Regions from separate parts of the Homo sapiens genome. Here region 1 is linked to region 2. Evidence: chromatin contacts called from ENCODE Hi-C or POLR2A ChIA-PET data. All regions are on one chromosome and are shown on one strand. The core of a region is the stretch at or near the end of the contact, and the rest is flanking DNA. Distances in the headings are between cores, read along the strand shown.

Region 1 (6,296 bases), core at 233-2,732, 37 kb after region 2:
GGGCCCCAGTGTCTGTACTTTTCAAAAACTGCCTGGGTGATTCTAGTGCAGCCAGAGTGGAGAACCACTAGCCTAGAGCAAAACAAGATCCGGAGTCAGAGAGAAGAGAAAAAGATGGCAGCAGAGGCCTCAGGCCAAGGGGTGCCCAGATCACCAGCAGAGAGGAGGCAGTGGTGCTTATCTCCTTATTATGCGCACACACACACACACACACACACACACACACACACTCCTTTCATCTGTCTCCTCTATGGCTACAAGGGGAGAAATCCCTTGGTGGGAATAAGACCAGCATTAAGAAGAGATGGATAAAAAGATCATTGGCCAGCCCAGCCTTGGGCCTAGCTAAATCTTACCAGCATAGATTTGTAAAAAATTCTGTCAGCATGGCCCTGTGACTTTTTCTGAAATGCTCCCATACTCTGTGCTTGGAAGCAGAAAGAGTAGGCCTGTGGGTTATTTAGAGCTTTGGGCAGGCAGGATGGATACAAGCCTTCTTGCTAGCAGCAGAATTGACAGGTGAGAGAAGCTGGTTGATAGATTCCATGCAGATTGTCCTTGTTTCACAATTTCAGTGAACCAGTGATGACTATAAGGAGTAGACTCCACTGTGAGGGGGCACACCTTATTCTACCTGGAGTGAATTCCCTGCCCAGGATAGTGGTGCTTCACTCTGCCCATATCTATGCTTCTTAGATTCCTTTCAAATCTCCCTTAACATCATTTGGAAATAATTTGTATTTTCATTTTGGCTAAATTTTAGACATACAACCATCCCTCCAATTATTTCTGTAATAATGTCCTTCCTGTGCCTAGCGGAACTGCCAAATCCGGCCACAGCACAGCTGATTATGAACTTGTGACTCAGTGGCCGACATTTGAAGACAACCTTTAACTCCAATAAGAAGCCAGCAGCCAGCATCTTCTAGCAATTACTGTAATTTATGTATTCAAAAAACGAAACGGCAATGTTCAGGTTTCTCTAAGAGATTCTTGCCTTAACCACATGAGGACTGAGTCTCGTTTGTAGAAAAATGAGACTAGCTTCTTGTCCTTCACCTCTGACCACGGGGAGTCTCAGAATGAAGTGCTATCTGAGATTAAATTGTGGCTTTCTTTTGTTTAATTTTTAAAATTTTACTATCCCCCGCTCCAGCTGGAAACCGAGAGTTAGTATGCACAGTCTGCTTTCCAACTGAACTGCCTAATCCTCTATGACTCAGCTGTCCAGAGCCACAGCTGGCTTGGCATTGATTTTAAAAGCCTCTCTTTTCTGTCTCTGTCTCTCTCTCTCTCTCTCTCTCTCTCTCTCTCTCTCTCTCTCTCTCTCTCTCTCGTTGTTCTCTCTCCTTTCTGCTTTCCACTCTAAAGTCCCCTCCCCCTCTCCCTACCCCAAGCCAGTTCCACAGTGAATTGATTGCCAGATCTTTCCAATTGGCCATAAGCAGTGCCAGAGGGAAACTCCTAGTTCTCTGGCTACAGGCTTGGGCTGGGGAAGCAGCTCATAAGGTCAGTGTCCCAAACTCAAGCAGACAGCAGTACAAATAAACAGCCATGGGGAGACAGACACGGAGTCAGGAAAATCCCCTACATGACTAGACTATCAGTTTCAGCAATGCCGTGACTGGGAACATCAGGTTCAAGCCCATGACACTGAGGCCAAAGGGTTTGCCTTGGAATAAGCATTGTTCTCAAGCCCATTTCTCTCTAGCCAGAGGCCATATTTTGTTAAAGAAAAAAAATTCACCTGAAGGATGACTGGGAGTCAAAATTAAATAATTATAAAAAATGATACATTTTCAGGATTTGAGTTAATTGAGGTAGAAGGACAATCTAAATTAGTTAAGAACCTGAATTATGGAAGTTCTTGAAAGACAAGTGCCAGTGGGGAAGGGTCCTCTTGGTAGTGTTCTAGAAGAAAATTTGGTATTTGAAACCACACATGTCCATTTAAATGGACAAGAACCATGAGGTTCTTACCAGAGGCAGATTTATCATGAAACTAGTGAGGTTTATATTTCAAGACTCCCCTCTTAGATAGACACAGCTAAGGGGCACTAACATTGTGTTTACATGGTTATATGTTGTAAAATTTGCAAAAGTAAAATGTTTTAATATTCTTTTACTTAAAAAGGGATCCCCAACTTATACAAGCTTCAGACCCCTTGAATCCTGAACCCATATCAATTGGGAAAGGCATTTGGGGATAGATGGGGTGAGTGAAGGGGATTGCCTTTGGGGTCCACTTTTGTTCTTGTTTATTCGGATGAAAGGAGGAGGTACCCTAGTGTGGGGTCCAGCTTTTAATTCTCATTGGTGACTTAGGGCTCCCCTTCGTCCAGGCAGCCTCCCTCTTGCCCCTCAGAACAATCTAATGTGACCCTACAGACACCTCCTGTGATCATGGTTCTTATTTTAGAAGTAAATGTGAGCATACATGTGCCCAGCATAAAGAAAGCATTCTATAAAATGCTAGCTATGGTGGACAATTTTCCGTGCTCATAATGGTACTCCCTTTCTTTTGGGCATTTCTAGTGCAACTCACATCCTTGGCCATGACAATCATCTATGGTTGAATGTGTGACTCAAATCAGGCCTTTTAGAGTCTTTCCCCAGGTTATTCAACTGCAGCATGGGAAAGAGGGTCTCTTTTCTCTGTTCCCAAGGCTGTAAAGGCTATGAACCTATGGCTGGTAGCTGACAGGGATCCAGCCTTGTGGGAAAGCTGGTGTGCGAATGAATTCTAGAGAAAGTCAGTAGCCCTCCAGTGCCTGATTTCAGCACCCCATCCCATTTTCCTGTGGGTTTATAAGCCCACACAATTCCCCTTTCTTCTCAAGAAGGTTGCTGTCTCTTGTAACCTAACTTATCCTAATCCATTTTTAATCTGGAGTCACATGGTCATGAAAAAAATTCTTCCAGCTCTCTGTTTCTCTTCTATTGCAACGAAGTTTCCTGTTGAGCATACTCCCTGTACAATCATCTCCTACAGTGAAATTTCAATCGCTTTTATCAACACTCCTGACATCAGTGAATTACTAAACATCTTTCACTTTTGCAACTCAAACTATAGCACAAGTACCTATTGGGTCCAAGGCAACTGGCTCCCATCTGGACCAGGTAAACTACCTGGAATCTGACTGTGCTTCTACTGCAAAGTAAACAAAGGTACAACATCTCCAGGATCTATTACTGAAAAGTGTGAGGAACTGGTAGGTTGACCAATGATGGCCATAACTTCTGGAATATATTAGGCACTATGTATATGCTGGATTTAAGATTATCTGAGAGCTCAAAGCACATTTTTACGATCACAAGAGTTAAAACATAGACCTGGCTGTGTTGGGTGTAATAATTTTGGTCTCACTGACATTACTCCCTAAGAGATGACTGGCCCTATTAGGGACACCTTGGGATAGTCATTTCCTGTATGTATAGGGCTTTATGGCTAGAGGGCCTCTTAGCACCTGACGACTCTAATTTTGACCCAATAAGATGCAGTGTTTACAATGCATAAATGTATACCGCAGCTCAAATTGATGTAATCAACACTCTAATTAGTGTTGCTGAGAATAGGATCTTTCAATTAAACAGTTAAGAATGACTAGTAACTACTTCACAAATAATATTTGTAGTTGATTTATTAAATAATACTATTAAAGACTTAAAAACAGTCCTTTTCATAAGTGAGTTACCTACTCAATAACCCAACTATATTCAACTTGAAACCCAATTTTCATGAAAGTTTACTATCCAAGTTTTCATAAATTATATGCTAGAAAAATCCAAATTATAGGGCAAGTGGCAAATGGTAAGTTACCCTGAATAGAGTGTTGGGCTGGAATTCGGAAGTCCTAAGTTCTTGTCTTAACTCTGTCCCTAAATTACTGCAATTACTCTGAGCCTCAGTTTCTGCATCTGTAAAATGATAGGGCTGGACCATATCATAACTACAATTTATTGAGCTATTACTATGTGCAAGGACTTGTATGTGGAGCTTCATGTACATTATTTTATTATGCCACCATTTATTTCTTCCATTAGTTATTTTAGTACATGGTACTTTTTATGCTTTACTCTGTACAGAGCAGAAAACTGAGGCTCACAGAGACTAAGAAACTTTCCCAAGATCACACAGCTAGTAGGTGGCAGAGTAGAGATTCAAACTGGGTTAAACTAGGTTCAGAGCCCACACACTTAACTACTACTTGATTCTGTTATTTTTGGAGGATCTCAAGATTCTTCCAGCTACAACGTAATTTTCTTACATTTCTAAGTAGCAATCCATTTCAGGATTAATAGGGTTTCATTATTATCTTAGTATATTTGGACTGGTTTGTGACAGTTAATTTCCAGTTAATCCAATTACGATAAAAATGTGAGCTGAGACCCACAAATTTAATTATAACCAACTCAGAACTAATTTTCAGTAAAATTAAGAAATACCAGTCAGGAAAATACCAATGGCTGTTAGATTCTATAACTTATTCTGCAGCTTATTTTGACTACATTTTAGGAACAAACCCCATTTAGAAGATGAACTCTGTCCTGAAGGGGAAATTAACCACTCTTGACTCTTTCCCCATTAGTAAAATCCTAAAACAAATACGGATCTTTCCCGCTGGTTTCCAATCCCTTTACTCCACCCCAGTCACTACAAACACAGTCTGTCGGTGTGGTCTGACTGGTTGTTGTTGGTGGCAGTGACTTTAATCCTACCCCACCTCCTCCAAGAGGGAGCTTAGATGCCAAGGGTTTAGCTCTTGGAGTATTTCTCATGCTGTTTGAGGAACTGAGTGTTGGAGCTATAAAGAAATATAATATGTGGCCCATTGCCTTATAGATATCCCAACAGTGAGGGCACAAATGAAGCAGATAAAAACGCAGAAAACAGTAGAATAAAGGGTATGTTAAGAGCTCGGCTTCTATGGTAGACGTAGGGGAAGAAGCTATGATTGAGGGCTGGGTGGGAAAGAGAAAGAGAGAGATTGAGTTGAGGTATAGACAAGACTTGGATTGGCTGGGGAGAATGGGAAGGGGAAGGAGAGGAGGGGAATTCTGGGCAAGAATACCAGGATAGGGAACAAGGAAGGAATGAATGCAGTGTGCTATAGCACTGTGAAGAGAACTTCTGTGCTAGCAGACTTCTAACCAAAACCTCTAGTTAACAACTAGAAAATTCTGTCAGAAAAGGTCTTCACAGGCAAGGACTTCATCTCTTTCGCTTATCACCATGTCCTTGGTGTCTATAAAAATACTTAATACAGAGTAGGTAGCCAACACATATAATTCAATGCCTAAATGTTGTATTTCATGTAGACCTGTGGCTCTCAAAGTGTCGTCCCTGGACCAGCATTATCGACATCATGTGGGAACTTGCTAGAAATAAAAATTCTCAGGCCCCACTCCAGACCTACTGAATCAGAAACTCTAGAATTGGGCCCCGGAGTCCATAGTTTAACAAACTCTCCAGGTGATTCTGATGCACATTGAATTTATAAACCACACCGAGTGCTGTGGCTCGCATCTGTAATCCCAGCATTTTGGGAGGCCAAGGCGGATCACTAGAGGTCAGGAGTTTGAGACTAGCCTGGCCAACATGGTGAAAACCCATCTCTACTAAAAATAGAAAAATTAGCCAGGTGTGGTGGCACATGCCTATAGTCCCAGATTCTTGGGAGGCTGAGGTGGAAGGATCACCTGAGCCTGGGGAAGTTGAGGCTGCAGTGAACCATGATTGTGCCACTGCATTCCAGCCTGTATGACAAAGAGAGATCCGGCCTCAAAAACAAACAACAAGCAAACAACAACAACAAAAAAGTATGAACCTTGGATGTAGACCAAAGCCTGATTATGGCAATTTTCTTCCTGCCTCCAAAAGCTGTGATACTCTTCCTAGAGTGCTCTAAAAGGGAGAATAGGAATATTTATTCTTTAAATGCTGGCAAGTAACATCTGAAACACTTAAGCGCTGGTAGTGACATCTTTGCATTTTAAAGAACACAGTTGTCTAAATCCAAATAAGTAAAACTAGATTTATCCATTCATCAGGACTTAGAGTGTCTCTCACAGCAAGAGGAGGACCCCAGCCTCTGGGAAGATAATACTACCAAAAAACCAAAAGTGAATTTAAAAATATGAATTAAATGATGAAGTACTAGTTTAAGATGGCTGACTGACCCAAGCATTTTCCCTTCTAAAAGTCCAATAAAATAATAATAAAAGAACAACTCATAAGAGCAAAGAGAATGGAAAGGACACTAGAACCATTTCAATTAATGCCTGAAAAGTGGAAG
Region 2 (6,098 bases), core at 2,664-5,163:
AATAATCTCTCCCATTTTGTTTCTAATTGAACTTATTTGGATCTTCTCTCTTTTTTTCTTGGTTAATCTCAGTAATGGTCTATCAATTTTATTTATCTTTTCAAAGAACCAGCTTTTTCTTTTTTCTTTTTTCTTTCTTTTTTTTTTGCGATGGAGTCTCACTCTGTTGCCCAGGCTGGGGTGCAGTGGCACGATCTTGGCTCACTGCAACCACCACCTCCTGAGTTCCAGTGATTCTCCTGCCTCACCCTCTCAAGTAGCTGAGATTACAGATGCCCACCACCACGCCTGGCTATTTTTTAATTTTTATTTTTAGTAGAGACAGGGTTTCACCATGTTCGCCAGGCTGGTTTCGAACTCCTGACCTCAAGTGATCCACCCACCTTGGCCTCTCAAAGTACTAGGATTACAGGCATGAGCCACTGCTCCCAGCCAAAGAACCAGCTTTTTGTTTCATTTATCTTTTTTTGTTTGTTTGTTTGATTCAATTTCGTTTAGTTTTGCAAAGATCTTGGTTATTTCTTTTGTTCCACTGGGTTTGGGTTTGGTTTATTCTTGTTTCTCTAGTTCCTTGAAGTGTATCCTTAGATTGTCTAATTGTGCTGTTTCAGACTTTTCAATGTAGGCATTCAAGACTATGAACTTTCCTCTTAGCACCACCTTTGCTGTATCTGAGTGGTTTTGATAGGTTGTGTCACTATTATCATTCAGTTAAAAAAAAGTTTTTAATGTTCTTCTTGACTTCATTGTTAACAGTAATTCAGGAGCATGTTATTTAATTTCCACGTATTTTCATGGTTTTGAGGGTTCCTTTTGGAGTTGATTTCCAGTTTTATTCTACTGTCATCTGAGACAGTACTTGATATAATTTTGATTTTCTTAAATTTATTGAGACTTGTTTTGTGGCCTATCATATGGTCTACCTTGGAGAATGTTCCATGTGCTGATGAATAGAATGTATATTCTGCAGTTGTTGGTTAGAATGTTCTGTAAATATCTGCTAAGTCCATTTGTTCTAGGGTATAGTTTATGCCCATCGTTTCTTTGTTGACTCTCCATCTTGATGACCTATCTAGTGATGTCAGTGGAGTATCGAAGTCCCCCACTGTTATTGTGTTGTGTCTATGTCATTTCTTAGGTCTAGTAGTAATTATTTTATAAATCTGGGAGCTCCAGTGTTAGGTACATATATATTTAGGACTGTGAAATTTTCCTGTTGGGCAAATCGTTTTATCATTATATAATGTCCCTTTTTGTCTGTTTTTTGTTTGTTTGTTTGTTTGTTTGTTTTGAGATAGAGTCTTGCTCTGTCACCCAGGCTGGAGTGCAATGGCATGATCTCGGCTCACTGCAAACTCTGCCTCCTGGGTTCAAGTGCTTCTTCTGCCTCAGCCTCCGGAGTGGCTGGTATTACAGGTGCATGCCACCATACCAGCTAATTTTTGTATTTTTGCAGAGACAGGGTTTCACCATGTTGGCCAGGCTGGTCTTGAACTCCTGACCTCAGGTGATCCTCCTGCCTCAGCCTCCCAACGTGCTAGGATTACAGGCATGAGCCACTGTGTCCAGCTCCTTTTTGTCTTTTTTAACTGCTGTTGCTTTACAGTTTGTTTTGTCTGACAAAAGAATAGCTACCCCTGCTTGTTTTTGGTGCCCATTTGCATGGAATATCTTGTTCTACCCCTTTACCTTAAGTTTATGTGAGTCCTTGTGTGTTATTTGAGTCTCTTGAAGACAGCAGATACTTAGTTGGTGTATTCTTATCCATTCTGCCATTCTGTATCTTTTAAGTAGAGCATTTAGGCCATTTACATTCAATGTTAATATTGAGATGTGAGATACTATTCTATCCATTGTGCTATTTGTTGCCTCAATACCTTGTTTTCTAAAATTTATTTATTATGTTTTTGCTTTATAGGTGCTGTGAGATTTATGCTTTAAGGAGGTTATATTTTGGTGTAGTTTGAGGATTTGTTTCAAGATTTAGAGCTCCTTTTAGCAGTTCTTGTAGTGCAGGCTTTATAGTGGTGAATTCTCTTAGTATTTGTTTGTCTAAAAAAAAACCTGTATCTTTTCTTCATTTATGAAGCTTAGTTTCACTGGTTACAAAATTCTTAGCTGATAATTGTTTTGTTTAAGGAGGCTAGAGATAGGGCCCCAATCCCTTCTAGCTTGTAGGGTTTCTGCTGAGAAATCTGCTGTTAATCTCATATGTTTTCCTTTATAGGTTACCTGGTGTTTTTGCCTCACAGCTCTTAAGATTTATTTCCTTCATCTTGACTTCAGATAACCTGATGACTATGTGCCTAGGCAATGATCTTTTTGTGATAAATTTCCCAGGTGTTTTTTTGAGCTTCTTGTATTTGGATGTCTAGGTCTCTGGCAAGGCTAGGAAAGTTTGCCTTGATTTTTCCCTCAAATATGTTTTCCAAACTTGTTAGATTTCTTCTTTCTAAGGAACACAAATTATTTTTAGGTTTAGTTACATAGTCCCAAACTTCTTGGAGGCTTTGTTCATTTTTTAAAAAATTCTATTTTCTTTGTCTTTGTTGGATTGGGTTAATTTGAAAACCTGTTTTTGAGCTCTGAAGTTCTTTCTTCTGCTTGTTCGATTCTGTTGCTGAGACTTCCCAGTGTATTTTGCATTTCTCTAAGTATGTCCTTCATTTCCAAAAATTGTGATTGTTTTCTATTTATGCTATTTCACCGAAGATTTTTCCCTTCTGTATTAGTCCATTTTCATACTGCTACGAAGAAATACCCAAGACTTGGTAATTTATAAAGAAAAAGAGGTTTTATGGACTCACAGTTCCACATGGCTGGGGAGGCCTCACAATCATGGCAGAAGGCAAAGGAAGAGCAAAGGCACATCTTACATGGCTGCAAGAAAGCATGTGCAGGGGAATTGCCCTTAATAAGACCATCAGATCTCATGAGACTTATTCACTATCATGAGAACAGCATGGGAAAAACTCTGCTCCCATGATTCAATTACCTCCCACTGTGTCCCTCCCATGACACATAGGGATTATGGGAGCTACAATTCAAGATGAGATTTGGGTGGGGACACAGCCAAACCATATCACCTTCATTTCCTGTATCATTGTTTTGGTTTCATTAAGTTGGACTTCATCTTTCTCTGGTGTCTCCTTAATTTGCTTAATAATCGACCTTCTGAATTTTTTTTCTGGCAATTCAGAGACTTCTTCTTGGTTTGGATCCATTGCTGGTGAGCTAGTGTGATCTTTTGGAGGTGTTAAAGAAACATGTTTTGTCATTTTACCAAAACTGTTTTTCTGATTCCTTCTCATTTGGACAGACTATGTCAGAGGGAAGATCTGGGACTCAAGAGCTGCTGTTCAGATTCTTTGTCCCAAGGGGTGCTCCCTTGATGTAGTGCTCTCCCCTTCCCCTAAGGATGTGGCTTCCTGAGAGCCAAACTGCAGTTATTTCTCTTCTGGATGTAGCCACTCAGTGGAGCTACTGGGTTCTGGGCTGGTACTGGGGAGTGTCTGACCAAAGTCCTGTGATGTGAACCATTTTCATGTCTACCATCTTCAGGTGTCTCAGTCTTGGATACCAGCACCTGTTTTGGTGGAGTTGGCAGGGGAGTGAAATGGATTCTGTGAGGGTCCTTAGTTGTAGTTTTGTCTATTGCACTAGTTTTGTATTTGTTGGCCTCCAGCCAGGAGGTGGCACTTTCAGGGGAGCATCAGTTGCCATAGTATAGGGAGGATCAAGGCAGTGGGTGGAGCCCTAGAGCTCCGAAGAGATTATGTCCTTTGTCTTTGGCTACAAGGGTGGGTAGAGAAAGACCATCAGGTCGGGGCAGGGTTAGGCCTGTCTGAGCTCAGGCTCTCCTTGGGTGGGGCTTGCTGCAGCTGCTGTGGGGTATGGGGATGTGGTTCTCAGGCCAGTGAAGTTATGTTCCCAGGGGGATTGTAGCTGCCTCTGATGTGTCATGCAGGTCACCAGGGAAGTCGGGGAAAGCTGGCAGTTACAGGCTTCACCTAGCTCCCATGCAGCCCAAGAGGCTGGTCTCACTCCCACCATGCCCCCACCAACAGCACTGAGTTTATTTCCAGGCAGCCAGTGAGCAGGGCTGAGAACTTGCCACAGGCTACTAGCCTTTTAGCTGAGAAAGCAAGCAGGGCTTTCAGGTCTTGTGCCTCCCTGCCTGCTGCGGCTTCTGTGCTGTGTATCCACTCCCGATTCACCTCCTCCCCCAGTTTCTATCGAGGAAATTTGTGTTCAGTTGAAATTGTTACAAAGTTCAGCTGGAAGTTTCTTTCTCCCTGTGGTCTTTTCCCAGTTCCTCTGGCAGCCCTTCCCAAGGATCTCTGTGAGACTAAGTCAGAAATGGCTTCCCTGGGGACCGAGAGAGCCCACAGGGCTCTTCCCACTACTTCTACCCTTGTATTTTGCTTAGCTCTCTAAATTTGTCTCAACTCTAGGTAAGATCAAATCCTTCTCCCATTATCTGGACCTTCAGTTTCCCCCGTGAAGGTGTGTGTTCAAGGGCAGACAATCCCCCTTTCACACTTTGGGCACTCACATTTTTTCAACCATCTTCTGGGGCCTGCAGGAGCAATCTGCTTCCTTCAAAGGGTCTGTGGATTCTCTAGGCTTTCCGGGTATGTTCCTGCAGTAGTTCTTGGAGTAAAAGTTTACAATGTGCATCTCCACAAGCTGCTCTGTCCATCTGAGTGGGAGCTGGAAGTTAGTCCTGCCTTCTATCCACCATTTTCCTGCTGTTCAAATAAATGCCTTTTCTTTATAAATTACCCGGTTTCAGGTATTTTGTTATAAGCAACAGAAAACAGACTAAGACAGACAGCTTTAACCATTACCAAGTTCTTCCTGCCATTAAGCTAAACTGATTCCTTGTAATGTCTTTCCTTTAGTTCTATTTGTGTCTGCTTGCTTATAATACATTTAGTGTTTCTTCTATTAAACAGTCCTTTAGCTATTTGAAGACAACTATGCTGTTTCCAGCCCTACTCTAGCCTCACTCCTAAACTTTCTCTTCTCTCGAATATTCAAAACCAGTTCCTCATACTGAACTTTAACAAAGATCAAGGTTCTGTTTGAGGCAGAAAAAAAAAAAAAAAGAACTGAAACAGTGACTCTTTTTTGTTTGACCACATCCTCTTGTTTATCTTGAAAATCAAGGTGGATAGACTATGAATGTGAGATGAAAAAAGCCAAAGAGGCTCTCTGTGTTACTATGATGACTACTCTGATCTGAGCCACTATTACTTCTTTCCTAGACTACTGCAATGTATTTCTAACTAATTACTAATTGCTATCTCTGACCTGTGTCCCTATCGTGAAGGTAAGAGTACTGACACACAGAGTCTCAATAGGTAATTTACTCAAGATAATGTCACATGTAAAAGAATTGACTCCAAGACTGTTTTCATCTATAGCCTGTAACAGAACTAATGATGGCCAATGAAATTATCACTTGGGTCTTGAATTTAATCTAGATGAGATGAAAATAGTGGCACTTTTGAAAATAATTTTAAAAGCATACTTAAGAGTTCTGGTTCCAAGGAAGATGGAGTAAGCACACTCCACCCCATCTCTCCTACTGAAGGCAGTTATAAATTCTGGACTGAATGCAAGGACCAGCTACTATGTGAAGTCTCTGAAAAATAAATGGTAGCATCCAGGTTGAGGAATAAGACTTGAATTCAAAGTCTGGTCAAATCATTTGTGAATTTACCGTGTTTTCCCTCCAGTATTACCTAGCCTAGACATGAAGGCAGCCTGCTATGGTTTGGATATTTGACCCCTCCAAACCTTATGTTGAAATTTGATTTCCAGTGTTGGAAGTAGGGCCTGATAGGAGGCATTTGAGTCATGGGGGCAGATCCCTCATGAATAGATTAATGTCTTCCCTGTGTAGACGGGTGAGTGACTTCTCAGTCTAATAATTTTCAGGAGAGCTGGTGGTTTAAAAGAGCCTGACATCCCTACCTCTTGCTTCTGCTCTCGCCATGTGATCTTTGCACACATCATTCACTTTGCCTTCTGCTCTAAGTGGAAGCAGCCTGAGACTTTTGCCAGATGCCCAACCTCCCAGCCAGCAGAAT

What was found. A loop is a pair of places that touch in the nucleus more often than their neighbours do. ChIA-PET counts read pairs that join two places held with the same protein, here RNA polymerase II (POLR2A). Pooled maps may share reads with other maps.
Region 1: a loop to region 2 is called in a map with no recorded cell type, with 5 times the contacts of the local background. The contact joins two enhancer-like sites. A Hi-C loop is called at or near these places in 2 of 168 maps with a recorded cell type or tissue (GM12878 and naive thymus-derived CD4-positive, alpha-beta T cell), 12 of 37 single-sample maps with no recorded cell type and 10 of 50 pooled maps. POLR2A ChIA-PET finds 5 or more read pairs at or near these places in 4 of 52 experiments (A673, GM12878, OCI-LY7 and 1 more).

What each region holds. Positions count from the first base shown.
Region 1 is chr10:62,563,134-62,569,429 of GRCh38, forward strand. No RefSeq gene overlaps it. Among named protein-coding and RNA genes, the nearest start is that of ZNF365, 190 kb to the left of the region's middle. Within about 2 kb of position 1,483, at least 18 of the 41 ENCODE cell types and tissues checked have a DNase peak (open chromatin) inside an H3K27ac peak, as active enhancers do.
Region 2 is chr10:62,523,543-62,529,640 of GRCh38, forward strand. No RefSeq gene overlaps it. Among named protein-coding and RNA genes, the nearest start is that of ZNF365, 150 kb to the left of the region's middle. RefSeq lists an enhancer at 3,789-4,008. Within about 2 kb of position 3,914, at least 5 of the 41 ENCODE cell types and tissues checked have a DNase peak (open chromatin) inside an H3K27ac peak, as active enhancers do.